Linked DNA regions of Homo sapiens: region 1 is linked to region 2. Evidence: chromatin loops called from intact Hi-C (ENCODE). Cell type or tissue: heart right ventricle. All regions are shown on one strand. Each heading gives the region's core, and the rest is flanking DNA. Links, peaks and the distances in the headings are about the cores only. Region 1 overlaps DACH1 (dachshund family transcription factor 1). Region 2 has its middle 11 kb from the start of DACH1.

The links. Hi-C counts contacts between places; a loop is a spot of excess contacts. Peaks named below come from ENCODE experiments on the same cell type or tissue, not always from the same donor. Only the 100,000 strongest peaks of a DNase experiment are listed, where the experiment ranks them.
Region 1: it touches region 2 in a loop (2.4-fold over the local background); 1 of 110 quality-filtered maps calls a loop at or near these places.

Annotation. Positions count from the first base shown.
Region 1 is chr13:71,515,695-71,531,677 of GRCh38, reverse strand. All of the region lies in intron 6 of DACH1 (dachshund family transcription factor 1), which reads left to right. Among named protein-coding and RNA genes, the nearest start is that of DACH1, 340 kb to the left of the region's middle. In heart right ventricle, for the core only: no CTCF peak of the experiment used is centred there; no DNase peak of the experiment used is centred there; H3K27ac peaks cover 2,669 bases.
Region 2 is chr13:71,870,625-71,886,607 of GRCh38, reverse strand. No RefSeq gene overlaps it. Among named protein-coding and RNA genes, the nearest start is that of DACH1, 11 kb to the right of the region's middle. RefSeq lists enhancers at 7,202-7,481, 8,897-9,397, 9,398-9,898, 10,518-10,567. In heart right ventricle, for the core only: a CTCF peak has its summit at 7,151 (motif pointing right); no DNase peak of the experiment used is centred there; H3K4me3 peaks cover 423 bases.

The DNA.
Region 1 (15,983 bases), core at 3,350-11,349, 350 kb after region 2:
ACAGATGTGTATTGGGAACTGATTTTTTTATCTATTCCTTTGCTTGCATGTTTTAATATTTCAGGAGTTAACAGGCCAAGTCCTATTTCTGAGTTCATTAAAAAAAATTGATAAGCTCATTATGCAAATTAAATTTATTAGACAGAGTTTTACTTTGTGCATCTCATATGAGATTATAAAGTTTCAGAATTCATTCTAGAGGGCCTCATCCATAGTTGTACACCTCTTAGAGATTTGCCATTTGAGTTTTTCTTCAATTCTCATATACTTATTCAAGGACAAATATCTCTTCTTTATTTATAAAGTTATGAAGACCTCCTTAGACCTTTCTTCAATAGGTGCATGTGAACACAATGTATTTGAAATTTGGTTATGTTCTGAAATAGTTTGAATGAACTTATATTTATACATGCATGATAAATATAAATAATTTAATAAGACATAAAATCCAAATAAATTTAGTCATTGTTAAACTAAATAACTCTTCCCGAAAAGTTAGAGGAATACTCTCCTCCTAATAAGATATGTGTAAATGTTCATATTGACAGAATTCCTGTTGTTTAGTATCTAACAAGAGGAAGCTATCTACATAAATTATAAAATTTTTCAGAATTATCTCACTTTTGATATAGTTATATATATGTTTTTCTAACTAACTTTCCACCACCTGCCTTCTCCATCTGTCCTCCATCCCTTACGTTGATCATAAGAAGGGAAGAAAAATAAGCCGGGAGATGATACTCTAAATCCAACTTAGAAATTATCTTTAGAATTCTTTCTTTCTTTTACTTTATTTGGAAGGAAATAAAATGGAATAAAATAAAAATTATTTTTACAGATGAAAGAAATCTGAGGTCTTTACCTTTCTACACTTATTCAATATGCATTTATTAAATATTAATTATTTGACATGATGTCAAAGTATTAGTTTCTAATATTAAGGATATGATTATCTTAATTCACAAGATGATCGGCAAATGTAATTTGCTTGTCTTTTTTTTCCTTTTGCCTTTATGAAAGAATTAGAGGTCTGTAAATTACCAAGAGAAATGAGATGTGAAACTGAGAAGGCAAGTCAAGTAGGCATGTTAGAGGCAACTGACTACTTTAGGCAGGGCTGCAAGCTCACTTCTTCCACTATGGGTTCTCGGCCAACCCTTTTTCCTTTTCTAAAAAGAACAATGTTGTAATCTCGTTTAAAAGTTCAAATAACTTTTTTTTTTAAATTAGTGTCTTTGTCCTTGTCCAAATAATGTAATGTAACTTTCTTTTAACAAAGAATAAGATAAAATGTTTTAAAATAATCATTACCATGTGAGTTAGTAAACTGTAGAACAGACAGCAAAGAGTACACAAGAACAATTATGAAAACATGCTTTCTCTTTCTGCAAGTGCAATGTGACCTCTGAATTGATATATAGCAATAAGAGAGCCTTATTTGTGGTTCCATGCTCTTCTAGTAAAACAAGTAACATTAAATTTTCTCTAGTGTTCCAAGTCATATATGTCCACAAAGCATTACATATTTTCAATGATGGTGTTGTGTTACTCATTCATACTTTTAGTACTTCATTTTCTATCTTCAGTGTTCAATTATTTTGTGTTTATTTCATATGGCATGAAAGGTCTTTTAATTTGATTTAGATAAGACCTTTCAAAAAGAGAAAAAGCCAACATAATGCAAATATCATTTTTTAACTGCTACCTAACTTGACAAAAAAGATCTATTTATGTAAGTATTTTTCTTTATCAATTAAAGTTTATTAATTTGACTTTCATTGCTTACACTCTAATGGCCATTTTCCTAAAAATACTATTTCCCAAAATGTTTGTTTTCTACAGTATCAGTTACTTTGGATCTTATCTTTGGCAAAAATAAAAATAAAATATTCACAAACAACATGGAGGTTGTTTGAAACTTTATCATCTTGATTAATGGTTTAAGGATGGTGAGTTGTTGAGTTTGCACTTAAAAGATGAATGGTGATATACAGATGCAACTGGATTATTCCATTTGACAAAATTATATATGAAAAAGTTATCTGAAATCTTTAGTGAATATTCTCCGAAGTTATTTTCCAACAGCATAGCACAAGAGAGAGAATAGAGGCCTGGTGGCAGGTGAACCTGGGTCCACATTGCAGTTGCCACATCTACGATTTGTATAAATATAGACCAATAAAAACTACCCAAATCAGCTGGGCGCAGTGGCTCACTGTAATCCCAGCACTTTGGGAGACCGAGGCAAGTGGATTTTGAGGTCAAGAGATGGAGACCATCGTTGCTAACATGGTGAAACCCCATTTCTACTAAAAATACAAAAAATAGCTGGGCGTGGTGTCAAGCGCCCACAGTCCCAGCTACTCAGGAGGCTGAGGCAGGAGAATCACTTGAACCAGGGAGGTGGAGGTTGCAGTGAGCCGAGATCGCACCACTGCACTCCAGGCTGGGTGACACAGCGAGATTCTGCCTCAAAAAAAAAAAAAAAAAAAAACCCAAATCACAATATTGTTTGATGTACTATGTGAAATCACATAACAGTAACATTAATACAACTTCTGGCACATAAGAAGTGCTTTATTTGCATTTCCCTTACCATGTGTTACCATACTCCCAGTTTCACTTTTGGTAAATATATACATTTCTATTATCTGTTATCAATTAAAGGTCCCGTCTTAATGCATAGTTGCCAATTAACAAAATTCACTAGATGTGAGATTTAAGAACATTCTGTTTTAAATATTCTCTAATATTAATACCATTAGTAATGATACTAATTTGCCTATTTTTAATATTAATATTAATAGCTACCTTTTATAGAACATTTAGTGTGAGACAGTACTCTGTTTTGTAGGTAGGTTATCTCCAATCTTCAAATGACTTGCAAGGTGGAAGTTATTATCTTTAGTTTCCAGGTGAGGTTCTGAAAGGTTAAATGACTTGTCTAGGTGGACACAACTATCATGAAGGGAAACTGATGTTAAAATCTGTTTTTCCGGCCCGGTGGATCACGAGGTCAGGAGATCGAGACCATCTTGGCTAACAGGGTGAAACGCCGTCTCTACTAAAAATAGAAAGAAACATTAGCCGGGCGTGGTGGCAGGCGCCTGTAGTCCCAGCTACTCGGGAGGCTGAGGCAGGAGAATGGCGTGAACCCGGGAGGCGGAGCTTGAAGTGAGCCGAAATCACGCCACTGCACTCCAGCCTGGGCGACAGAGCGAGACTCAGTCTCAAAAAAAAAAAAAAAAAAAAGAAAATCTGTTTTTCCGTTTCTAAAATCTGCTTTTTCCTGAAGCAGTGTTATTCCTTGAAGAAAACATATATTCCATAGTTGATGAAATTAACCTGTAAATAGGTGAATGTATTGATTTGAATTCTAAACTGCAGTCTCATCTATAGAAACTTTATTTTTTACACTTGATATATTCCCCGGTACGATCATTGAATTATTCTAAACAACTTTTTCTTGCCCTTATGTCTGAATGAATGGTATATACGGTGTGTCATCTTTGAAAAACACAACAACATATTTCTTTCCTTCTATACTAAATCTGCTTGAAAACTAATTGAAAATGTTGGATTATTCTTTCTCATTTTTATCAGATTTGTAGATTATCTTACATTCACAAAAATCTCATGGACAAACATATCTACATTTGCATACCTTAATCATTGTTTCCCATAACATTGTTATCATCTTGAACTGTTATATGGTTATATGCCTAAGAGTTAAGGGATTCTTTAAAAAAAAAAGTGTTAACAAATTTACCAAGGACAGTTCAAAGACCTTTGTCATTTTTTTTTTATTAGTAACTTGCAGTTTCATGTTGTTTGTTTAGTTTTTACTACCTTTTTCATCCAGAAAAATAAGTAAAAGCCAATATAGCTTTTGAAATGGAAAAATTGTTTCAAATCATTGGCAAAGCTTAATGACTTCTGACTGCTGAGATATGTTAATTTAAGCCAGACCAAATGTTCCTCAGCTGCAAATATTTGGTGTTGTTCACTGGGAACTGGCAAGATTTATGAGGGCCCAGTGGCAAAGACTCTGTGCTCATATCCCTCTCATTGTAATTGTTTCCCATGTTCAATGATGAAGGACCGATACGGAAGAAAATACCAACTTTTCAGGGGTGGTCACTTAGACTCAAATAAGATGCTATTTCACATTTGATTTACTATGGCATCCTCATGCCATCTTAGTTATCAAAGCCCTTTCAACTTTTCTACTCCAATTTTGGGAAAATACAATCTGTTACTATCCAAGTTGCTCCGAAGTTGCAACGCAAAGAAGGAAATGACTTACATTTGGCAATTTGTAACTATAAGATATGCAATGGTAATTTAAAAGTTATATGAGTAATGTGTAGTACAAATATAAGTATAATATGCTTATATTATTTTTAACAGCATTTTAACCTCTTTTTATAAATTAGTTGTGATGCATTCAAGAATAACCAAAGATATTTTAATTTAAATTAAATTAATAATTTAATCATTATTTACTAATTTAAATAATTGAAATAATATTAAATTGATCTTGCAAACATATTGAAGGCAACTCACATTCTGCAAAGACAAAAAGTAATGCTGTTAAATACACATGAAAATTTATATTTATGTGATAATCATTTACTGTTTAGAAGTATTAATAATTGCAAGTGTTTTTAATACCTCTTAAAGATTAGATATTAATAACAGAAATAATTCCAAATGAATATAATATACAAAGTTTAAGCTTTCCAACGAAGAACTGAGCCTAGGGCACATTCTGACACTGAAGGAGACAGCTCAGGAAGACTTCACTGAGAAGAAAAGCAAGTCTTAAATGTCTAACAATAATTCAGCAAATAGCTTTGTAATACTAGTGCAGACCACCTTGCTCTTACATAACAGTAAAGTTTATTGTAAGCATTCTTTGTATTAGTTATTATACATACATATATATACCTATATATATATATATATATACACACACACATATGTATGTATGATCATGGCAGAACAATTCTTACTTCAAAATGATTGCATTTAAAACTAAGTCATAATCAAACCTGTATATAGTGCTTATTATATACCAGATGCAAGTTTAAAGTTACATGCACTAATTCTCTGAGTTCAAAAATGACTTTTGGAAGTAGGCACTATTATTATTTTTCCCATTTTACAGATTAAGAAATAGATACCAGAAGATATTTGTAGTCAGTATGTGTGCTCTTAACCAGAATCCTTTATGACTTTTCAACTTCCGTTGTCTTTTAGGAAATAGGTCAACAATTATTTGCTTCCATTACAATATGATAAGAAAATGGAACTGCCAGTGAAGACAGAAAAGACCTTACATGTTTATTCAAATGCTTTGTTACATACCCTGAATTTTTATCCATATAAAGGCACAGCTGGTAAAATATATGGTATTTGTAAAAGGATGAATGTATTTGCATTTTGCATGTAATATCACAAGACTCTATGTATCGTTAAAAGAGTCAGTCTCTGCATTATTCCATATTGAATTCCTTAATTATGTATCTCTGTATAATAAAAGGAAAAGTGCTGACAGAATGCAGTAGAAAAATCTAAATTCTTTTCTTGCAATAAATGTGACACAGATTGTATAAAGCAATATTTTTGCCCTTGAAATGTTTAGAAGCATTGACATTCTGTCCACTAAATTGTCAGCTTGTCTTTAAGGTTAGAGCTTCTAAGTTCTTAGCATTTAACACACTGACATTGATCTCTTGGTTCTTCAAACTTGTATATCAGCAGCAGTCTCGACTTGATTTTGAAGCAGAGCATTAAAAATGTTATCCTTGATGGTGATATCTCATAATTTCCATCTATTATGCTAGGATTTTTGAATCAAGTTTCCAATCTTTAAGCTTCATTCCAAAAATACTATTAATCTTAAAGTTTTTGATAAGCTTAATGTTAGAAAATGTCTTAGTTATGAAGAAACAGTGAAGTAGATAATAAAATACAAATCTAAAAGCTAAAGTAACTAATCGGTTCCAGCCTGACAAATACTTAAAGAAACCATTTGAATAAGAATGTCCACAACACTTATTATTTTGTTTTGAGGACTTGGGTAGTCCTCATGTCTTCAATTACTTTCCCAAGATTATGGGAATATTTCCAAGAAAAAATAGGCATACACATACTCTTTATTTGTTAATTTTGAATTTGTGTCTGTGGGGAAAATAATTTATATTGTTTAAAATAATATTTATTAATTCTTGACAATAACGGGACTTTCCAGATAATGTTTTCATTAATCCATTAGTTGGTTAAAGAATCACAAAAAGAAATGTCAGTGGGATTTTTTTAAAAAAGATTTCTTTGATTCTCTCCACCCACAGGCTCTGAGCAAGGCAGTAAATAGTCCATTTTTGTTAATGAAGCTTCCCTCATACAGCTGGGATTGTTTAATATTTTACGAGTGTTACTTTGTTTTGCTCTCAACGATCTCAGGCAGTTAAGGATTTATGAATCGTGTTTTTCTCAGCCCATCTGCGGTTTCCTATCTTCCCTGGCCTTGAGAATATGTTTAAATTTATTAAAGCGAAGCAAAGGCTCATTATTTCAAAGGAGAGCCAAAGTGACACAGTGAATTGGTTATTAATGGAAAGGCACTGCCATAGGGCGATTGAAATTTAATGATATCCTACAAGAAAAAAATGAGGGTGTCACTTTCCAAAAAGTCATGCTAAATGCCAGCCTTTTTAAGGTCCTGCCGCTAATTTTATGCCTGCGCACAGTAATGTTTTCAAAAGCGTTTAGGAAACACGGACCAGTGACTGTACTGATTATCCTTTTCACCTTCGCGCCTGTTCCAAATGGGTTTGTGCAGTGAGCGATTTAATCTCTAAATATAGGGAACGTTAAAAAAAAAATAACATTGCTGTTTTTCACAAGCTAAGGGCCTTTTGCAATCCTCCGGAGATGGACTTGCAAATATGCTATCTCCATATGCTCTCAATAAGCTCTCAAACTGGCGGATCACCAAAAAAGAAAAAAAGCAATCCCTTCATTTTTTTTATTTCTGTCATTCAAAAGATGTTTTAATGTCATAGTCTACAAACTATATTTATTAATACTCAGCTAACATTCAGCTTGAGCTACAAAATGGGATTTGACGTAATTTAAGTTTTCCTTATTTAACTTAGGCTCTTCATTGAATTACAGTATCGAAAGACCAAAATGCCACTTCATCTCGCCCCATTTAATGCAAACCAGAGATGCCTATCTATTAAAAAGCACACTTTGTTGATATATTGAATCATTCTTTTTAGAGTTACTGACTCAGTGATTTCCTGTATTAATTGAAATATCCATAAATTATTTTTAAAGTTATCTCAAATTCCTCTAGAAAAAATTGTTGACATGATAATGTAGCAATCATGCTTCAGGACATTATTTGCCATACAGATTTCTGAAAGCCTGGTTTTCATTTTACAGCTTTTGCTTTATTTGAATTATTCTACAAGTGTAATCACTGTGGTCCTAATGTTTTTCTCTGTATCTCTTTCAAATATGTTATTGAAATTTGAAGAGAATCGCCAGGAAATGGCACAAGTTAAATTTAGGGTTTTAGTTCAATTAGACTTGTGATTCAGCAATTTAAGCAATGTGTTAATTACATGAAGTAAATACGAACATTTTTAATGCAAAAACAGCATTGGATCTAGTTTTAATGCATCTTTACTTGCTGAATATAAACTAAAATGTAAATGGTGCATTTGACATGCACTGTGGTAACATATAATTTTCACATACTGCATATGGTAAAATTAAATTGTCTACTGGTGGCAAACAGTTTTTGGAAGTAGAATAGAATGAGTTCTTTTTCCTGTTTATGACAAAACACGTTATTCGAGAATTTATGAAATTAATTTTTAAAAATTAAATTTACACTCAATTCAGAATTACATTAATAAGATTTTATAACTTGTGATCACACATTGGGGAACTTTTCATTTATTCTAGGTCAGAGTGTGAATCTGAATAGATGAGAATAATGTTCAAATCTAAGAGACAGTAATGCATCTTGTAGGAGAAAAATCACTTGGAAGAGGGTGTCAAGGACCCACAGTTTAAATTTCTCTAGGCCCTTCCTCTCTTTTTACAGTAAACTTATCATCCTATAATCTTCCTAACAAAGACATAAACACTTTGGCTACATATATTTTGATTGTTTCACGACAGTTTACTGGAGGCTGAGCAATGACAGATTTCTTCATTGTCTTTTAGCCAAAATTTGTCCTTTAAGTCATTTTTGTTGACTGCCCCTTTTAGCAGCTCACCTCACAATGAGAGAGAAGACAATTAATGGGAGGGTGATTTATCACTGCCAAAAACTGTCAAGGACTTCAGTTGTAGCTGGAGAAAAAGCAATTTCACATTATGGCATTTCATTCTGAATACATTGTATTTACAGCACACAGTTTTATTTTCAGAGCCTATTATCAGGTGAAACAGTTGCATCTGAAATGTTGTTTGTGACATAGGTGACCTGTTAGGATTTGATAAGTATTTACGCCAGAGCACAAGGGGCTCACACATCTGCTGTTGGCAGAAGCAATGGAAAAAAATAACCTGGAAATGAGGCGTTTGATTTTTCTGGTTCCTACACTCGAGCATCTGTTGCTATAATTAAGTGGCATTCAGTAATTGCAGAGCAATGGTGAAATAAACATATGCATTCTTGCCAGCTTTTAGGATTTGGTGTCCTTACAGTAGGAGAGACAAGCAAAGTAACTTCAGTAAGAACAAAAGGTTTTGTAGCAAAGTTTAACAATTAACTTTTCGATAAAAGAGAGAAAAGAATTTCACATTAGAAAACAATTTCATCAAAAAGCGAAATAGTATACAGTTTTAGAAGAAGGAAGTCCCAGAAACATTCAACCCTTGGAATAAACTTTTCATCTGTATGGATGTCGAAATGGGTTAAACTGTCATTCCTGAATGTTATATTACAGGAGAGTAAAAGAATAATAAAAATATAGTTATTACTCATATTAATGGTATTGTGCCATGAAATAGAGATTATAGTGAAATCTGTTTAATAAACTGAAGGTTGTATTTGGTGAGTTATAAGAAATCAACATGTATGCACTGGAAGTGATCCTCCCTCCTCAGCCTCCAGAGTAGCAGGGACTACAGGTGCTCACCACTGCGCTTGGTTTGGAACTTGACTTTTAATAGCAGTATGATGGATTATTTGGGGCGAAAGTAGTGTTCTCATCAAAATAGACAGAAAGCGATTCTCAAGGTAGGGAGGTGCGGCGTGGTGGTAGGAAGGGCTGCAGCAGAACCTCAGGTTTTTTTGATTTATAATCCACAAGTCTCAACCCTCTTCCCCCAGTACTTCTGAGATCTGAATCTCAATGTGGAGGGAAGAGTTTGAAAAAGCTACCCAGTGTCTTCTGAGGTGTTCTCATTGCCACTCACCCCACATTGCAGAGAATGTTTTGCCTGTGAAACAAATAATAGTTTATATTAGCAAAACTTGAAAGCTCTCTGCTTATGAATACTACATCCACTTACTAAAAACAATTCTTTGATTAATATGCTTTATGTTCCATTAGTTATTCAGAACAATCCAGATTCTTCCACAAACAGAGTAGAACAATTTGGATTTGGTTGTTATACTGTAGTAGTTTGCAGTTTCCTGGAAATGTCACATGACAAATTCCATTGTGCTATAAATAGTTCCACAACAATGACTTTTGAAGTGAAGAGAAAATGTGAAATTCAAACTCTATTGAAATCGAAGTTTTAGCATATATTGTTAAAGTTGAATAGTTTTCATTATTATTAGTATGGACAGTATGGTGTTTAAGTAGATAAAGGTACAGTTACAAAGGTGAGGCTCTTCGTCTTTAAACCATTTGAGAGGGAACCATGAAGCTTAAGTATGGTGTAGAGGCTGACCGCGTAGGCGATTTGGCATTTTTATGTGATGCTCTGGGATCAGGTGATTACTTTACTTTCTGGGTGAAGAAAAGACATGAGGAATCACCCATGAAGAGATGAGAATGATAGATTATGGCTTCATAGTGTCAAAAAATGTTGGACATCTGCTTAGAGGAAACCATATAGGAATAACAGTTACCTTGCCTTTGAAAGACTGAAGAATCATTTTGAAGTTCCTTTTTTCTTTCCTCCAGGAGGTGGTTTTAAAATGTGTTTTAAAATAGGTTTAAAATTTTGGATTCCCATTCAAGCAGTATTGAATAGTAGTGAGATTTAGACCTATGTTAAACCTACATATATTTATACATCTCTATCTACATCCATATCCATATTCATATGTGTATATTTTTAAGATGACAAAATCATAACCTATTATAAAGGGGACAGAAAGAAAAATATGGTCCCTGCCCTCCATTTGCTTTCAAAAGGTATAGTATTAATAGAAATCTATTACATGCACACACTATATGCCAAATATTATTCTAAATACTAGAAGTGTAATAACTTAGTCCTCACAGCAACTTACAAGACAGCTGCATTACTGTTATCTCCATTTTACAAATGAAGATAATAAGACAGAGTCCAAGGTCATGTGGCTAATAGATAGCAGTCAGGTCTGGGAATTGAATTCCAGCAGTTTGGCTCCAGAGCCCATGCTCTTTGCCACAATGCTATTCACTTAAAATAATGATGAATACAGACATGTTTTCTGGACCTGTAGAGTTTAGAGCTTAAAAGTGATGTAGCTTAAATGTATGTATGCTTTATAAGTGGGAAATATAGTATATATGCTTACAAATTATCTTTTTAGCCTACATATCTGCCTACTAACTTACCTTCTCACCTAACTACCATAATACTATGATATTATTGGAATTAACACTATGTTAATATTGATTTTAAATTTCCCTTTCTTCTTTCTCCAATGCAAGGATCTTTGTACTTTCATATACTTCCTGATATCAGGCACACAGGCTGCTATTGTTAATTCAATTTCCTTTTAAGTCTAACTATCTCCCTTGGATGAACTATTCCTTGATTTTATATGTAATTGTCTATAATTGTATAACATAGTTTTTTTGTGTGTATAGTTCAATCTATACTGTCTATACTTAAACTATTTATTTTGATTGTAATCAATAATTTGTCCCTAGCATTTTATTTTTTGGTTTACATACTAGATTCCTGGATCCTTATTAACTTGTCCTTCTAAACTTACATATGATTATCTCCTTTAATTTTTTTCTCAAAAGTCTTCATTATTTCACCTTCCCTAATTCTTGTTTAGAGTTTTGGGGACAAGCTTCAATTTATTCTATATTTAATCTGGATAGTCTAAAATAATTGCAATAGCATTTTACAAAAATCCTGTGGATTGAACTGTTTCTTCATTTCCATGAGGTTTGATGCTCTGGCAAGAGTATGGCATTATTACACCTAATTCTTACCATAATCTTCTGAAGATGGTACCATTTTATCTCTGTTTTAATGATGAGGAAATCTAGATCAATAATGGGATACAACTGCCCAAGACTCAGAGTTTAAGAATGACAAAACATGGAAGAAACCCAAATTTGACTTCAACTAGTGCTTCTTCTCTCTAAGCTGCCTTATACTCCAGTGGCTTTGGACTTGTTTTGTTTCCATTTGATGCTAAAATTATTTTATATATGGAAATTTTAGAAAATATAAGCAATGGCAATGTGGTGGTGACCATATAAATTTGCTTGTTTAATGGTGTCTTGATTCCTGTTCAAAGGCTTAAGCCTGCACAATATATGTGCTATGTTAGTTAGGATATATATATATATATATATATATACTACTTTGGTTTGGACACAAACATCTAAACAATAAATGATCTGAAACATTTGTGGTGAAGTGTTATTTGGTGCTCAGAATTATTTCATTTATTAATTTTCAGTGTGATTGGTGTTTCTTTAAAGAAAACTTTAGAATTCATTTTGTACTTATGTTGTATTTAGATCAGTTTATTAATAAAAACATTAAAAATCTTAACAATTATATTTACCTAAGTAAAATTACTGTAAACAGGAGAGCATAATGGTTGAAAACATGAGCTCTGGATTCAGGGAAACAAGATTTCACCTTTAACCCAATTACATAATGAGCATGCTATTAAATTGTGACATTTATTAGCTCTATTAATCCTTGTTTTATAAATGGGAAAAATGGGAATAATTTTGGAAAAATGGTAGGAAACCTGCCTAATGGAGAAGTTCTAAGAACAATTTAATAATGTAGACATGGGTAACTATTGTTCCTACCATGTTTCATCATCATCAATCATCTCTGCAGCCTATAGCCACAAATTTACCAACAGATTAGGTGCCAAAAACTCACTTGTGATTTGTTTGAAAGTTTAAATACTATTTCCCGTCATAGAATAACATTATAAATATAGGTTAGAGCTAATTGAAATAATGCTATCAGCTCATTAGTGATACACTATACATTTGTTATGGGTTAAATAGGCTCTCTGGAGAAACCAGAACTAGACTATTTAGAATGATTATGATAAAGGGTGCTACTAATCTTATTGTATAGAACAGAATCCAGCAATTTTTTTCTATAAAGGGAGAGATAGTAAATATTTTGGGATTATTGGACACATAATTTCTGTCTACACAACTACTCAACTACTCGACTCTCCTGTTGTAGTGAGAAACCAGATGTATATGGTATATAAATGAACAATTGGGACTCTGCTTCAGTAAAACTTTACGGATCTTGAAATTTGAGTTTCATAAAAATTTCAGATGTCACCAAATATTCTTCTTTTTATTTTATTTTTTTCAAACATTTCAAAATGCAGAAACCATTCTTTGCTCACTAGCTGTACAGAATCAGGCAGCAGGTTGGATCTGACCTATGGTCCATAGTTTGCCTACCCTTGTTCTAAAATATGATTTCTGTTTCCTCTAAACTTTCTTGTTCCAAAATAGTTTATTTCAGTCACCCCTGTCAGCCTCTCACCTCTCAGGTATCTAAAAGGTTCAAAAAAATTGAAAACTGATTATTTTTACAAAAAGCTTGAACACACATGGACTAAGACAGAGTGTTAGTAACTTGGAACCTGAATCAGAAGGCCCAGACCCCTTATTTTGAAAGCAAAGGAAATCATCTCATACCTAATGGAATTGCTATAAAAGACACATGAAATGATACTTTAAGTAATCATAAGTTAGGTAGCACTGTAGAATTGGGAGACAGAATTTTACTATATTAGTTTGTTGGAGTCATCATAACAAAATGCCACAGCCTGGATGGGTTAAACAACAGATTTTTTTTTTTCCACAGTTCTGAAGGCTAGAAGTTCAAAATCAAGGTTTGGGTAGTTTTGGTTTGTGCTGAGGCCTCTCTCCTTGGCTTTCCAGATGACTGTGTCCTCATATGGCCTTTCCTCTGTGCATGTACCTCCATGATGCCTTTTCCTCTTTTTGTAAGGATATCAGTCCTAATAGATTAAAGGTCTCACCCTTATGACCTTATTTAAACTTAGTTACATCTTTCAAGGTTCTATCTCCAAAAATAGTCACATTGGGCATTATAGCTTCAACACATCAATTTGAAGGGACATATTTCAGTTCACACTAGTATTACATATTAATGATTAAATTGTCCATTAAACAAGGTAGGTTACCAAGCTGAATCCCCTTAGATATGACAGAGGTAGAGTAGTTGGTGTTACAATGAGGATACATTTTATAATAGCTTCTTCAGTTAGGCTCACTATTTAAAACTGAGGTTATTTCCATCTGAGATAAATCAAAATAGAATGAATTATATTACACTGAATTTTGGTTGGACTAATTTGTTTTTGTATTTGGTATAGGAAAATAAAGTGCCAAGGAGTAAAATTAATTTGCTTGATAGAGATTGATTTTTGACCTGAGAAAGGTTAGACTAGCAAATGCTTTTAACTCCAGGAATAAGAAGCAATGCTTCAGGACTTCTGGTTGTGCTCATGCAGGAGACTTTGGCCAAGATATAGAGTATGTTTCCCCTAATGTTTTCTACTTCTTATGACTTCCTTTCCAGTGAACATTGGACTACTTATTTCCTTAACGTTTATTTGGTATTTATCATGTGCACCTTTGTTATTGTTAATTTAATCCATGTGTATTTGGCTTCTAAAGACCAAAATGTAGTGAAAGATAATGTAGTCTAGAAAAATCTAGAAGTTTTACAAAAAATAAAGAAATAAAGTCCACACACAACTACGAAGACTGACAGGTGTTTAATGGACACACATTCATAATCAAGCTCCTGTTGACAACCATTATTTGAAGATTCAGTTATATAGTTAATTTCTTTCTTTTAAGCCAAAAAGTGGCAGTTGAGTTAATTTTGTCAATAATGTGTAGATTCATGTTATGGGATGTAGTTTGCTAAGAACCTAGTGGAAGCCATATAAGTAATTTTAATTGAGATTTTTACAACCATTTGATAACAGTGTTTTGATCACTGTAGTTAGGGCAGGATTCCAACAGTGGCCATAAAATCTGTGACTAATCCATTGAGTCACCCAGTCTCTGTCATATATTGTTTAATGGCGCATGCTACCAGAAATTATTATCACTTTCTAGTGATAATTTTTAAGAAGAGAAACTTTGTAGACACAAAAGATGAATATAAGTTGAAAACTTACGCTTATAAAGACAGTTAATAAAACATCCCCTCACTAAGGTATATGAGAGTATACTCATGTATTTATAATGGCTCTTAAGTCTCAAATCATATATATATATATAAACATAAAAATATATGTGTGTGCATATATATATGTATATATGAGACTGATGAATATTTTAACTTTCCTTGGTTAATGTTTGTAGGGCACTTACAGATGCTAGAATAATCTCTAATGTTTTTGCTCAATCTGCTCTGGAGATGGATGAAATAAATAGTTTAAACTAATTAATGTAACACCAGCTGTTACAAGTGCTTGGCAGACGTCTGTGCGTTTTGATGGGCAGGGAGCGGCTGTTGTACTTGACTTTATTTTAGTACAATGTTGATCACAGTGTAAGCTGGAATAAATGACAAGCCAAAAGAAGGAACAGAGGATGAATTTCATGTAATGAAAAATAAATACCATCTTCTTTTTCTAAAAATATATATGTGTTTTAAGGTGGGGGAGAGAGACTGTTGGGCTGGACTTCATTAAGTCATAAGGCGTTTGACAGCTGCTAGTTTAAACATGCTGCTAAAATACAGGTACGTGATCTTGGACACTGTCCTTGATTTTTCCAAAGGACCTATTAAAGTTGCAGGTATGCAGTGTCAGCTAGATGTTTGAGACCCTCTTTCTGCTAATTAGACGCCTTTAGAAAAAAAAATAAAAGGAAAGATACTATAGTCATCCAGACAAGATAGGGGAATTATTTTAATTGTACTATTTGAGCAAGTGGAATGGGAAAATACTGGGTTTTATGGCTTGGTGATTATGAATATTATTATTTTTAAGTTTCTACAAGGTATTTGCATCTACTTCTGTACATCTAATTCCCTCATGGAAAAAAGCAAAGAAATTAACCGCCAGCAAAATCTGAGCTCTCTTGGTCCACTGGAATGGAATGGAACTGCCTATCTCCTTGTGATGAGGGTTTCTTTCCTCATCCTACAATGGATAAAAATCCTCCTACCAACGTGCTTATTGTTTCCATAAGCGTGAAGTTTAAATAGCCTCCTAACTTCTTTCTTAAGTTGGAGGGCAGAATCGTTGTGCTCTGACAGAGAAATAGTGGTTGTTATCTCAGTGTGTGCCAACATTAAGATAACAGTGTCATTGTGCAGATTGTTACCCTGTGAATTTGTCTAATAAGTTATTACAACGTGTGCAGAGCAGATGGCAAGTGTGCTCCTGAAAGAATTGATGGATAGGATATGATGTCATCAGTGAGATGACAAGGTTCACAAGGTACTTGACCTCCAAGAATAAGTCCTAACTGGTTAGAATTCTAAATGGTGAACTTTGGTGACACTAG
Region 2 (15,983 bases), core at 3,496-11,495:
CCTACAAAAAATACAAAGAAATTAGCTGGGCATGGTGGTACGCCCTGTAGTCCCGGCTACTTGGGGGGACCAAGATGAGAAGATCACCTGAGCCTGGAAGGTCAAGGCTGCAGTGAGCCGTGATTGCTCCACTGCACTCCAGCCTGGGCAACAGAGTGAGACCATGTATCTAAATTAATTAATTAATTATACTAAAATAAAAGAGTTCCATGTTGTTCACAAAAGATATCCTAAAATATAAGGACATTGAAAACAAAAAATTTAATAAGGTTATAACAAATTAATATTAAAATATAAAATGTCCACTGTGTTTATAAGGATATATTAGACAAAATCAATTGAAAAAAATGTGTTAGAGAAAATGATAGCCAATTAAAATGATAAACATTTCAATTCACCAGAAAGACATATGTATTCTACCCTTGTATTACCTCAAAACAGAGCGTCAAGTTATTTAAAGGAAGAGTTGACAGAACTATGAGGGACTAGACTAATCCACACAGAGAGAGATTTTAGCACAGCTCTCTCCATAATGATAAATCATGTAGTCAAAAAAATCAGTTAGATTATGAAATCTTTGAACCACAAAATTAATAAGGTTAACTAAAAGAAGCACATAGAATATAGAAACCAATTACACTCGTGATTGTAGGATATGCTTTCTTTTTAAGCACACATAAAGAATTTAAGAATACTGATTATGGCTGTATTACACAAATGACTACTCCAAGGATCCCTCAGCCTCAGCACTGCTGACATTTTGGTCTGGATAATTCTTTGTTATAGGGATTGTCCTGTGCACTGTAGGATGTTTAGCAACATCCCTGCCCTCTACCCACTAGATGCCAGGAGCAACAAACACCCTTTATCTTCCTCCCTCTACCCCTCCATCTCTGCTGTTAAACTCATCAATTCCTAGAATGTTGAACACTTAAACATATAAAGCAAAAAAACAAAATTAAAAAAAAATCTCAAAGAATGAGGTTATGTTCTTAGGATAGGGAAATTTCTTATGCAAGACCCAAACAGAGAAATCTATAAAGGAAAATCTGGAATTTGACTATATTAAATAAAGAACTTCTGCTCATCAAAAACTATCACAAATAATGTGAAAATAGAAGAAACACACTGGGAGAATATATTTTTAACATATTCAGAATATGTAAATTCTGTACATCAAAAAGAAAAACATAAATGGTAACTTACATAACTTATAATGGGCAAAAGAGCAGACACTTGACTGAAGAGGAAAATTCAAATAGCCAAACAGCATATAAAAAAAACTCAATCTTAGTAATAAGGTAATATAAATTAAAGCTGCAGTTGGATTCCATTTTATACCCCCTGGCTGCAACATTTCAAAAGTTTTATAATATCAGATGTTAGAAATGATGTGGAACAACTTTTGAAATATTTGGAAACCACTTGACTCCATCTTATAAGTATGAAGATGTGCAAACCCCATTATCAAGTCCAATACTAGGTATATACCCTAGTATCTTAGTCTGTTCTGGCTGCCATAACAAAATACCAGCAACTTAATCAACAGAAATTGATTTCTCACAGTTCTGAAGGAAGGGAAGTTCAAGACCAAGGTGCCTGCCAATTAGGTTTCTAATGAGGGCTCTCTTCCTGACTGCAGATGGTTGTCTCATTGTATTCTCACATGGCCTTCCTTGGTGCTTGCTAGAGAGACATAGAGAAATAGAGACAGAAAATCTCTTCCTCTTGTTATGAATCCACCAATTGTATTGGATTAGGACCCTATCCTTATGAGCATATTTAACTTTACTTCCTAAAAGCCCTATTTCTCAATACAGTCACATTGAGGGTTAATGTTTCAGCATAAGAATTTGGGGCAGGGACCATAACTCAGTCCATAGCACCTAAGAATGTGTTGCATATGTCCACCGGTTAACATATGCAAGATTCACAACCAACACAACTGCCTGGTGAAACCCCAGCCCCATTGTGATGGCAGTCTCCTAATGACCAGACAAATCATGAAGCAATCACAGAAAACACAACCCAGCTGAATTGACCCAGACCAGAAGCGTCATCCCAGACCTCACACAAAAGAATAAGCTAAATCAAATGTGATTTTTTTAAGCTGCTAAATTCTGGATTGTACGTTTATGCAGAAAGAGCTAACTGATATAATAGGCTAGATATTTGAAATATCTCTGAATTTACACATGCTTCAAATTTATCCAAATTGAATCCAGTGAACAAGTGCTTATTATATGCATATATGTCTTTTTCTGTAATTATATAGGACAAAATCCCCTACTCTCTAGCTGGTGAGATAAAAAAAAAATGAGATACAAACTAATTCAAAATGTAAATGACTAAAGATGGAAACAGTAGTTCAAGGCAATATTTTAATAGATTTTACAAGACAATGGATTACTCATAGCTACATAATGGATAAAATAAATGATAAAAGAGAAGTGTTTAGACTGAGATTATCAGGAAAGTTCTTAAAGATGAGGTAGAATATAATTATTTAAATCATTTATACTTTGATATTTTATTCATTTAAAATTTATCTGGTCATTCAGGTGAAGTTTAACTGTTTCCCAAAAAGCAAAGTTCAATGTGAGGATTGTCATATATTAGGCAATATGCTAAACCCTGTAAATTAAAATATGATTGATACTTGTTCCCTGTAATTAATGAAGACTGATACCATATATGATAACAAATTAAAAATAGAGGTAAGTATCCCATAGAAGTGGGATAGTTACGTCTTTCATTGGTTTAGAGCATCCTTTTTTATTTCTTTTTTAACTTTTAAGTTCAGGGGTACATGTGCAGGTTTGTTACATAGGTAAACTTGTGTCATGGGGGTTTGTTGTATAGATTATTTCATCACCCAGGTATTAAGCCTAGTGCCTATTAGTTATTTTTCCTGATCCTCTCTCTCCTCCCATCCTCCACCCTCTGATAGGCCCCAGTGTGTGGTGTTCCTCACTATGCGTTCGTGAGTTTTCATCATTTAGCTCCTCCTTAGAAGTGGGAGCATGCAGTATTTGTTCCTGTGTTAGTTTGTTAACGATAATGGCCTCCAGCTCCATCCATGTCCCTGCAAAAGACATAATCTCATTCTTTTTTATGGCTGCATAGTATTCCATGGTGCATATGTATCACTTTCGTTGAGGGATGTCCTAAAGGGTAAAAAATCATTAGGTAAGCAAATAAATATTGGAGGATATAGTCAGAACCAAACCCCAAACATGTGAAATAACACAGTATAGTCATACTACTTGAAGTAGGTCGTTTCTTATTCAATAAACATGGAGGAACATCTTTATTTCAATCTCTGTACTAGAAAGAAAATACAATAAAGAATAAAATAGAAATGGTCCAAAGGAACTCTTACCAATGCGGATAGTCACACAATAAAAAAGCAAACAAACTAAGGTAAAATTACAAGTTAAAAATAATGCGGCCAGGCGCGGCAGCTCACCCCTGTAATCCCAGCACTTTGGAAGGTCGAGACAGGCGGATCACGAGGTCAGGAGTTCAAGACCAGCCTGACCAACATGGCGAAACCCCGTCTCTACTAAAAATACAAAAATTAGCTGGGCATGGTGGCACGTGCCTGTAATCCCAGCTACTCAGGAGGCTGAGGCAGGAGAATCACTTGAACCTGGGAGGCAGAGGTTGCAGTGAGCTGAGATCATACCACTGCACTCCAGCCTGGGCGACAGAGCAAGAATCTGTCTCAAAAAAGAAATTAAAAAAAATTATGCCATGAAGAAAAAGACCAGAGTGCTGTTCAAAGTCTAATGAGAAGCGATTGAAGTATTTTCACCAGAAGAGTAGCATGATTTAATTTGACAAATTTAGCACTTTAGACTTTCTAAGATAAAAATTATAACTGGAGCTGAATTGTGTCCCCTCAAGATTTATAAGTTGAATCCCTAACCACTACCTCCAAATGTGACTGTATTTGGAGACAGGGCTTTTAAAGAGGTAGGTAAGTTAAGATGAAGTCCTTAGGGTAGGCCCTAATCCAACCTGACTGATGTCCTTATTAGGATGCTTAGAGAGACACCAGGGGCATCTACAGAAGAAAGACCATGTGAAGACACAGCAGCAAAGTAGCCATCTGCAAGCCAAGGAAAGAGCCCTCTGGAAGAAACTGAACCTGCTGACACCTTGAGATTGGACTTCTAGCCTCCAAAACTGTAAAAAATGTTTCTGTTGCTTAAGTCAGTAGTACTTTGTTACTGTAGCCCTAGCAAACTGGTTATTGATTTCTTTCTGTCTGCTAGCTAGCTAGCTATTTAAAACAGGTCAACAAATGGTCACAAAGTAGAGATAATAATAACAAAATAAATATTAGACCTGGAGAGTATCCAAATACAAAAACAGGAAAGATAAAGTCTCCTAGGTCAGGCTTAGTCCTAATTTGAACTTCATGCTGGAGGTGAAGGAGTACCATTGAAGAGTTTTAGTATATAGACTTCATGACCTATATTCAAGATTTATATTGAAAGTGGTACTCTCAAGCTCCACTATAAATCTGGAAATAATGTGGATGGATGAAGGGAAGGACTGGGAAAGGGAGTCAGCTCAGAGACTCTAGGAACAGTCCAATCAAGAAATGGTGAAAACCTGATGATCTTAAACTTCCCTGTTGCAATAGGAAGAGTGTCAATAGAGAATATACATCTCTCGTTTGAAGAATTGGGTTTAGTATTTAAGAAAGTTTTGGAATTATCACTGAGAGGAAGGAGCGATGGAGCTGATTAAGGACACATAAAAAGATGGTTGAATGGCTCTCCACTCATATAGGAGATCATACATTCTTCCTGATTGTATAGTATTCTTCCTGGTGTCTGGTGACTTGTCCATCTAGCACTTCTCACTCTTTCACCTGGAAAAGTCTTTTCCTTCCGAAAAATTTCTGTCTCCCATGCTAGGAATCTCCCTCAAATTTGAGCTTCAATGCTGTTTAATTACTCTGCCCCAGTGGTCGCACTGATTGAGCTGAGTGGAGCATCTGCCCCAAGCTGAACCAATCCTAAGGCCTAAATGATCACTGATAACTAACATATTCAGAACTAGTCATTATTCTAAGTTCTGCATAGTAATTCATTTAATCATCATAGCGATGCAATGAAGTAGGTACAATTATCATTTCCTTTTATTCATATAAGAAAATTCAGGCACTGGGATGTAAACTTGTCCCAAGTCACAAATAGACCAGGTTTTACATTCCAGGAATCTGGTTTCACATTCCACACATTCTTAACCACTACCCGATAATGCCCTTGATCAGTTTCTTCATCCAGAAATATGCACCTCTTCCAAGATGACCCAATAAGAATTCTTCCTTGGATTTGTGTCTTTGGGTGCTGGAGTTAGAAGCAGTGTGCATGATTGCTTCTAGAAACTATGAATCCAGTTGTTTAGAACCCAAACTGAGGAACTGAAGAAGACACCTTGACAAACGTGTCTTCAGAAATCAGAGATGATATGAGGAGACGTTTGAATCTCTGGTCAAAGTTATCCCTGAGACCAACTGAAGCCGTGACTTCTATTGATGTGATGATGTGAGCTGATTCAGACCCTTTCTAGATGAACTGGCTTAAATTTTAAAGCTTGCAACTAAGAGTCATGAGTAATCAAGGATACAATTCTGCATAACTGTGGGAGAGTGTTTAGCAATGCTCAGTCATCCAGTGGGATGGCAGATAGCTGTTACTGCTGGCTGGGAATTCACCAGGCAGTTGTGTTAGGAAGACAGGAGCGCAAATAAGTTGAACATGTGAAAAATAATCAGGTGAGAAAATAAGTGAGGACAGAAGGGAGTGGTATCCTTGGGGAAAAGAAAGCAGACTGTGGAGTAGGCTTGGGCAAGTAATTTAATCAGCCAAACTTTAGATGCCTCATTTTCTTACTGGGATAAGACAAATTGCCTATCTTTCTTATGTATTACGAGGATTAGATGAGATAATCCATATAAACTATCTAGCACAGTGCTCACACAGTGCTTGGTACATAGTAATCCATAATATAGTTGTTGTTGAGATTAAGTGGCCAATGGTATGGGAAAATGGATTCGCAGAGAAGGGGATGTTTGAGCGATACTGAGGATCAATGAAGTCAGTTAGATAAGAGGATGCAAATAATCTCCCTTCTCTTATGCCTCCATGCCTACTTGTTCATCCCCTAACTTGCAATACAGGTGATACTAGACTCTCCTACACACATTCCATAGAGGCTAAAGTCATAGTTTAAATAATGCACATAGATGATCTCAGTGATAAAATCTAAGTAATATACAAAGTTAATAAAGACAAAAAAATCCAAAACACTGTTAAGCATTTCTATTTTACGTTTTTCTTTGCAACCAACATAGTTAATTATTAAAACATTAATATAAATGTAATTGCATCATCAGTGATGAAATCTCTCTCCTGCCTGTAACAAATGCGATATCAGCTTGTACTTTGCAATAAGTGATGAAGAAACTTCCAGATGGAGAGGTTTAATTTGTGAGATTCTCCCTAGTCTATTCGCATTGGCTTTAACTTTCATTTTAAATTACAGAGAGAATTCCCAAAATTTCAAATAGCCCCAAGAGATCTGGTGAAATAGCTAATCTCTTTCTACGAGCATGCTAACAAAAGCAATTTCTTACGGAGCTATGTGCTACCCAGTGGGACTGATAATGAATCTGCATTATGGTAACCTTTATAGGAAGGGAAGATAAGAAGACCTTTTGGGGAGGTGTATTTATTAGGTGGTGAATGTGTCTCTCCGCATGTGGATTTTTCTGTTTAGATCCATTTTTCACTCAACTATGCCAAGACCTTCTATCTTTCAGTTTTTGGAACACCTCTGAATTTATACAGCCGATTCTATTACATATCACAGTGTCACAGTGTCAATAAATATCAAACACCAACATGCTGTATAGCTTGCTCACTGTTCCATTGCTCTCATTTTGAAAAAGCAACCACATTTACATAGATCATTGTGGGCTTTATACTAATTTCCCCCTAAGATTTATAGAGTTCAAGCTTCTGCTCACACAGAGTTCTGTGATTATTTATTTATTTGTTTATTTATAAATTGGAGGTAGGGGAGCAGAACTTGCCTGTTGTCACCCAAATATAAAAAAGCGGCATTTACTGGGAGTCTCCTACAGAGGGCACCTTCACCTTATTGGAAACCCAACGGAAAGAGAAACTCAGTGGTTACCAGAATAGTAACTAAACCTTAAAGGCAGAAGCACACGCTTGCTTTGCTAACCAGTTTTCTTCTCTATGGTATCTTTGTTACCTTATCTTTAATGGAAAAGAGCTGGCACCCTTTGTATAATCATTCATAGATTCAGGCCAGTAACACTACCTTATTATTATGTTCAGCTTGCTTGTGGGTGAGCTGGAGACAGCTGTTCATATTGCCTAAGAGGCAACAGATCAATGAAAGGAAGGGAAGGACAAGTTTTGAGCTGCCTTTTTGCAACAATGTCCTTTATACAACAGAGGATATTTTTAAAGCATTGTATTGGAAAACAAAGGCTGATAATAAAGTATAATGTTTACATAACAAACCTTTGCTGTGTTGTTATGATTAGCAAGTGCTTTTAGACTAAAACTACTTAAATGGAAACAAAAAATATATATTTTTGGATAAAAAAAATGCCATGCATTATAGACTATAAATCTAAGAAAGTAATTGCTATTTAGAAAATTCTGAAAATAGGCATGTGTGAGCAAGTATGTGTGTGTACAAGTAGTGTGTTTCTGAGTGTGTGTGTGTGGCATAGAAAGCAATTCCTTGAAACTGTTTCTTTGTAGCTAAATTATTAAAAGATATTTTGTGATCATATTTTTAAAATAAGAGACTATACTCTAAAAAATATAAGTACATATTCATAGAAATTATTCTTTAAAATTTTTTTCAATATAAATTAAGTGCCATATACATTTAGAGGGCTTGACATATAACATTAATCTGATGTTGATTTTTGAATGTCTTATGTTTTATAATAGCTAATAATATTAATATACATAAACTCAAGATGTGTAAACAACACTTTATGTATTTACCTTTGACAATTCCTGATTAGGGGGCTTCCTGTGGAAATTCAACAAGTAGTAGTCAGATTTACTAGAAGAATATTTTGAAATTTTGCCTAAGAAAACTTATCAAAATACTGATGATGATTATTCCTGAATGTTAAGGTTAAAAGAAACATACAAGACATAAGTTTGTCTCTTTACATTTGCATACAAAATACTATTTGTTTAGTTGCTGAATGTACCATCTAATACCTATTATATTTACAATGAAGCTCATCAATTATAGATTAATTATATATTTAATTATATATTTATATTTACTATATTTATATATAATATAATATAAATATATATTATATATTATATATTATATGTAATATAATATAAATATATATATTTATAGCTATAATTTATATATATAATATAAATTATAGATATATATCTATAATTAGATATAGATATAGATATAAATTACAGATATAGATATAATTATAGATATATATAATTATAGATATATATAAATAATAGATATAACATAAATATATAAATTATATTAATTATATAAATAGAATTTCATATTCGGTGCTTAGAAGTAATTTAACTACCAATTGCTACTATAGGCATAAAACATTTGGGTACATTTCTGCTTTCTTTTAAGTTTAGCTTGAAATATACTACAATTAAGTATAAGTGCATTTTAGCTACTGAAATTAGTTTGACCTTACATCTTTTTTAATGCTTTAAGAAGTCAAGGCCTACAGCTTCCTATTAGGACCAAATGTTCAGATTATTGGAAATTTAGTTCTTCTTTAGTAATCACAATTATTAATTTGTCAACCAAATCACTTGCATAAAAACATAACAGAGAACAGCCTGGTAAGCATGTATTTAAATTTATGCTAATGCTATTATCAATGTGTTTCAAAAATCAGTTAAATTAGTTTCTGTGGGAAAAAGACCCATTTTCTAGTTCAGCTGAGTTTGTTGCCTTGTCTGAGAAAATGCCTAGAAATGCTGCATCCACCTGCCCATGCATTCCCGCCTCATTGTTGACATTTCCCGGTGTTTAGTGGTTTCTACCACTTTGTTGCATTCCAGAGCTCGAGGCACTTCTTTGAAGATGCAAGGCCATTCAAGTCTTCCTTACTTTGCAGCTTCACTCTAAAGGGAGAGTAAATGAACAAGCCACGCAGTTCAGACAATTTAAATGTGGCAGCAGGAGGGCATGCGATTGCTCTGTTAGGAAGAGCTGTGAGTGATCCCTGAATCATCTGGGAAACAAGTAGAAAGTGACCTTTCTTGAAATCAGGATGAAAAAAGATCGGAGAAAGAGGCTGAATAGTCCCATATGGAAAGCAGACTGAGGTTGGTAAGAGACTATAGAAAAGTGTTTATGGAATCAACTGCTGGCTCAATTGCTGGCTCATTGCCTGATTTTGCAGCACACTCCAACAGGTAGGTGATTTTTACTGGTGGATGCTGCCATTTTCTAACCAGAGGAAACCAGATCACGAAAGTCAAAGAACCACAAGGCTTTGTGCAGTTTGACTTTCTAACATCACATACAAGTGAAGTATTTCTCAAGATCTCAAAAGGTCTTGTCCCTGAAATAACAGTTGCACAAGTTTTTTGTTTGTTTGCTTCCTTCATCCCCATTATGTTGCACTGTAGCATATCAGTGCATTCATCTAAGTAGCCACTGAGAACACATCAGTAGCTCTATTATTTGAGCACTCTGAGATCTGTTATACAGAAATAGAAACAGAGAATCATGAGTTTAGACCCAACTGTGCCTCTCTATTATTTTTTCAATTCTCTTACATATGAAATGAAATAAAAATATTTCCCCCTTTTACCTCAGAAAGTTTTTTTTTGAGGGTAGTTGGGAGAATAAATCAATGAGGACTTGATTTTAAACCAATACCTGACTTAAGCCTTAACTAGCTGTGAGTACAAAGGGACATTCTCATATACTGCTAATTGTCAATTTTCTCTTTTGCAAGATCAGGAGTGATATATAGGGATGAATCTGTTGAGCTCACAGTGAGAGGCAGACTACAGTTCTATCCTGACAGTGTTACTGAGATTGCCTCAGATCTTGAGGGGAAGGATCGGAAAGCCATTTGTGATGTCTGACATGGTCACAGGGGAAATGGTAGCATGAGATCTGCAATGTTAGGATTAGATGATCTTCCAGGCTCCACTAACACAAAATTTCAATGATGTTATGGTAATAAGACTCAACAGAAATAATGTACAGTAAAGGCTGATAGGGACGAATGTCTTTTTCTCCTTTGCATCCTCAGCAACTAGCATATGGTCGGTGCACAAAAATAAGTATGCTTTATATAACAGAGACTGCTATGTACGTTAAAGTGATGGTGATGTTATAGTAAACAACTTTACAAATTGTTGCACATATGCACGCTTACTCACATTTGGTAGGTAGAATTTCACACACGAATCTACTTTTCTTCCTCCTCTGCAGTAGCACTTCAAGATGTACTCTCACTTATATTTTCAGTCTTGGTGAAGACTCTCTAATGGCTCCTCTGATGACTAAGAAAAGAAGATTCTTTTCTAAATGGGTCCCAAATACAAGCCATAGTTACAGGCCTACGATTCTTTTCTCCAGCTATTTCAGACCCAGTTTCTTAGCATTTCGGATTTTTTGCCCTAAGAAGTGTCCTAAATTCATTGTATATTAGGACAGAATTGAATGAGCATATCTAAAATTTTGCTACTTATCAATATCTTGTTCTGAATCAAACAATATATCATTTGGAGAAGGAGCATTTTATGTAATTTGGGGGCAAAGAAAATGGATCGCATAGCATACTAGCAGTTTTTAATTACCCAGCTAACATTTACTGGGCACCCCACAAGCCCTAATCATTATAGTGGATATCAAAAGCAGTAGAAATGACTTGAGACCACCTGAAGAGAAACATATCAACAAGTGTAAACACATAAGATAATTGTCTCTCCCATCAGAATGCAGTGTGAAAATTATTACAACACACAGGAATAAATCAGCAAAGATTCCTGGATGTGTGGCATCTTGAGCCAATCAGTGAATTATAAATTCTGACTTAGTCAGGAATAGTCATTTTATTTAGTTTCTTCTCCAAATATGAAAGAATATATTATGAAGACATGCTGGATGTGTGAATGAACGGAACTCCGGTTCAAAAACTAAAATGACTTTAAAGCATATGGGAAAAGCATGTGCCTGAAGATGACAGTATTGAAACCTCTCCCCAAAGGAGGTATACTAAGAGCTGGCACTTGGATTGTGCTAAGCAAGAATAAAGAAGTCTGTAAAGAATTCTTAGGAAGTACTTTTTTATATAATTATCCCAGCCTTCTCCTGAAAACTGGAGGAGTGAGGGGTTGATCTGGGAAAATCTATTCAAGTAAAATACTAACACCAACAATTTAGAGCCTGGCATGAATGTTAGCAGTAGACGGTTGCATTACTATTTGTACAGATTATTTTAAAAACAGCTAATTTCTTAGTTTCACATGGGCCAGGTGCATTCTCAGAGCCATTGTGTCTTTTTCCATTTCATTGTTTTAAAACTGCACCTTTTTTTCAAGATTTAACCTTTGCTAAAGCATAGGGCTAAGACACAATCACAACAAAACACCTCCCCCTTAAAACCAGTACTTCAGAGCCCTGTTAAATCAAAAGAAAAATTCTTTCTCTCCTCCCCAGTCCCACAGCCCTCAGGATTTTAAATGGTAATGATCAGTTCATTTGAGAAAATGGCATTTTAGTGCTTCCCTTCACAAGCTCTTAAGGCGTATAAGGTGTCTCTTTCCCAGTGATGTGTACCTCCTTTTGTTTTCTAGCATTACTGGAACTGACCTGGCATGGATCACTGGGTGAGCAGGCAATCTTAAACACTTCTCATATAAATTACTGGTTCCTTTCCAAGTGCAATTGCTCACAGGGTAATACACCATTTTACAACTCTGATAGCAAAGTCTCTTCGTTCTACTGAGTTCCACACCCCCCACTAATCCCACCATCAGGAAATGTACAGACAAAAAGACTGATGGAGATGTGAACCTCAGAAATGTAAACTCTTGGTTCAACTTCCAGTATGTACATAGTGGACAATTTGGAATCCTTCAGTTCTTCTCTTCCCTTCTTGAATTCCTGTCAAATATTCTTTTCTTGGTTTAAAAGCCACCAATGAAAACAAAAATATCAAAATAACATACTTCACATATGTAGAAACTAAAAAAAGTGAGCACTAATGAATATGGACAGCTATTAAAATATATTTTTAAAAACTTTCCAGAGAAGAAAATAATGCTCACATTTTATGATTTATGTTTATTAGATAGAAATGACACACTGTGCTTCCATGCAAATGAAGCTCATGTTAAATGAGCACTCCTAGATGCACTGGATGCTAATGATGGCCACATTTTCCAAACCAATGTCTTTTTTCCCATAAACTATAATGACAAGGTGTGTTTTTACTGACAGTTGACTTGGATCAGAGCATGCAGTATTGTATTTCAGGTTGTGGCTTTGTAAAACCCTGTAACTTTCTTTGAAGTTAAACAGTGTCAGTCTGTTTCCATGTCTGAATAACTCTTAGAAGAGCCTGCCTGACCCAAGTCAACTCCTTGAAACATACTATTTCCCCATAATTGATGTTCCAAATGAATGTCCTTTCATAATAAAATGTGCTGGAAAACAAAACAGCTTTGCATCCGGCACAAGTTGCATCATAATTAAATTTTATTTTATCCCATCGAGGCATGCTAAATGTTGAGCAAAATATAATTTTAAGTAATTTGTTTGTATTCTTATCTGTAGGAGTTGGAAATTAACAGCATTGCTAGTTTGCGTTTACTGTTAAGCCTGGAGAGCAGAGAGATTGCTTTGCAAACATTACAGTTATTATGTCTGCAGTTGGTACTCTTTGTATAAATTATTGATCAGCCAGCTTATTTTTCTTTCTGCTTAATGGATATTATAGCATAGCCGTTTACAACGCTATAGTTAAGGTTGTGTCAGCACTTCCATTATAATAAACCCTCTGTTACAGGGGTTTATAACTTGTTGTAAAAATTTGCTCTGGGCTGAAACTTGACATACAAGATCTCAGGCTAGAAGGTGGCAATTGTTCTTCTTTCAACTTTTTAAAAAATCTCTTTGTTCTGGAAGGCAATAAATAAATAAACACTTTATTCTTTTCTAACAATCCATGAAATTTCTGACTTCAAATAAAACAATTTTTATAGGCTATTTGTTGGACAATGTCCTCTTCTTTTGAGCATAGAGAAAGAAAAAGGACCAAGATAATAAGTTAAAACAACAAAGCATATAGAAAATCAACAGAAACTTTTATAATGAAGTAAAATACATTTCTCCTAAGGCTGAAAAACTACAGAGTAATTTATGCTTCAATATCAAACATATTTTTATGCTATAACAGATTATACGTCCTCTCCCCACTCTCAACTATGTCTCTTGAGCAATTCATATGCCTTCATGCTGATCTTCTTTAGAGGAAAGCGAGTGTTGGGTTATTTAAAGAGAAAAGAATATGACAATTAGAAAATGCCATATATTAAAAGGTACAGTTACAAGTACAATATTTATTACAAAACTAGGGATTTAAATATCTGTCTGACTTTTTGACCTTATTTCAGTCAAGTGCACCATTCCTCTCACAATGACCTGATTTAAGAGATGAAGGGGATTAATCTCAATTTATATTATTCTTGTTGCTGCTTCCTTTTACAATCTGACTCTACAATGATCTCAATGTATTTATTTTTTTTAATTGAACAGTAGGCTGGGCAGCCCTTAATACCAACCTACAGATGAAATTAAGGACACTTAACTGGAAGTAAGTAGTGATAGAAAAGGATAACTACATTATCATGGAAAGTTGACCATGTGTCATAGAAGCGATGCAGTTTGAAATGAGGGAAGCAATTCCAGGATGAATTTTTTTTTGTGTGTAACTATTCTTCTTGCCACTACCTTCTCTCTTCAATCTGAGTTTAGAGATTTCTGAGAATATACCCCATGACCAGTGGAGTATTTTTTGCCATATGTCACCTTCATCCTGAACCAGGAGAAAAGGTGATGAGGATGGGTTAGGGAGGGACTAACAGTGGTGCCAAATGGCACCATTTGTCTATGGGAACTATGTAAGGTGAATGTGAATAGACAATTACAATGCATTCAGTAAGCATATATACACAGTCCACGCATTTCCATGGTGTAAAGCAGAGCAGAACTATTTATAACCATTTTAACCACTTCTTTATTAAGAATGAAAGTTGGCAATATAAAGTTGAGTGCTTCAAGTTATGATCTGTTCTCCTTCAGCTCCCTACCTTTTGTCCTTTGGGTAATTCATCACCAAGCTCTCTGTGCTTGATTAGAGAATGCATCCTTAAGTCTTATATTGTTCTTGAGGAGAAGGAGGGCAGTGGAAAAGAGAGGGAAGGTATGGAAGTAAGAGTCATCAAAAGTCAGAAGTTGGAAGGAAAAGTGGGGAGACAGAGACTGAAAGTGTAAAAGTAAGGAAGTCTTTGCTTAAGGTAGTTGAGGTTTATCTGCTGAGCTGATTGAGGAGGCAGTGCGTCTGAGTTAAAAAGGCTTGAGAGAGTCACTTGGCATAATTTCTCCATCTTCAATGATTTACTACTGAAGTGCAAACATCAATTTTGGATTCTCTCCTGAGAAACGTTTAACAAAGTCAGTGAACTACTGGTACCCTGATATCTTTTTAGATTTGCCAAACTTTGATAGCTCTTTAATAAACCTATGCTTGAAGTTGATCTTTTTTTTTTTTTCTCCTAAGGAAACAGGTCCATTAGTAAATATGTAGATATAAAAATGATCTTCCTCTTTACCTCTCCATTGTGATATATCTTGGAATTGTTGAGAAATGCACTCTATTGTTAAGGCTATTTGTGCCGGGTGTGCTAATGCACTCTTTGATTGAGTGAATTAGCAGTCATAACAATCTGGCAGTCTGGCCATAGAAGTGTGCTCAAATTGATTTGTGTTATGGCTGGACTGGAAAATCTAGTGTTAGTTGTTTTTTGCCCTGGGGCATTGTTTGTACCAAACTCCACTTTTCATTTAATTTTCCAATACATTTTGAAAGATTGAAATGCTTGTGATCAACATTTGATCTACTTGCATTATTTAAAAAAAAATCTGAAAGTAATTTCAGATTCCAAAAAACCCTGCTTTCAATTAGAGTAAACATAATTAGAGTGACGTCGTGCTTAGAATGGTAAATCTCCTTTTGAATCTATTAAGCATTTTATCTCCTTGTCCTGTCACTGAAAGGGATTCATTCTATATCTGGAATATGCATCTGTATGTTTTTGTGTATGTCTCTAAGAGAACTTGGGAAAAAATTAAAATAATAAAATTGCAATGAATCTTTTCTTCTTGTCATTTCTGCATATGCCCAAATTGTTTCCGTTTCACTTAGTGATGCTATAGAAAGAGGATACTCAAAGCTTTTAGGAAAATTTGAGATATTCAAGAAATACATTCAGATATATATTGCCTTTAAGTTACTCCATCATTTTAGTTTTTTATATGCTATGAAATATGCATTTCCCTTTTTTCAAATAATGATATCAATTATATTGAAACTCTGAAGGTTTAAAGACATGACTTATCCTGGCTTTGTCAATATTTGTATCTTTCTTACAATCTTCTGCTTTGCAGTCATTTACCAGAATTATAATGCAGCATGAATAAACCTAAAAAATGACTATTGATTACAGAGAAAGCTTTGTGAAATGATTTAGTCAGTTTCCCCACTTGAGAAATCAGTGAATAAAATAGGTCAATAGATAAGAATGGAATGGATGTAATACAGTGCTGTGTTTCCCTGGGTTATAAAAAGGGTCAGAAATAAATCCCCATAGAATTCA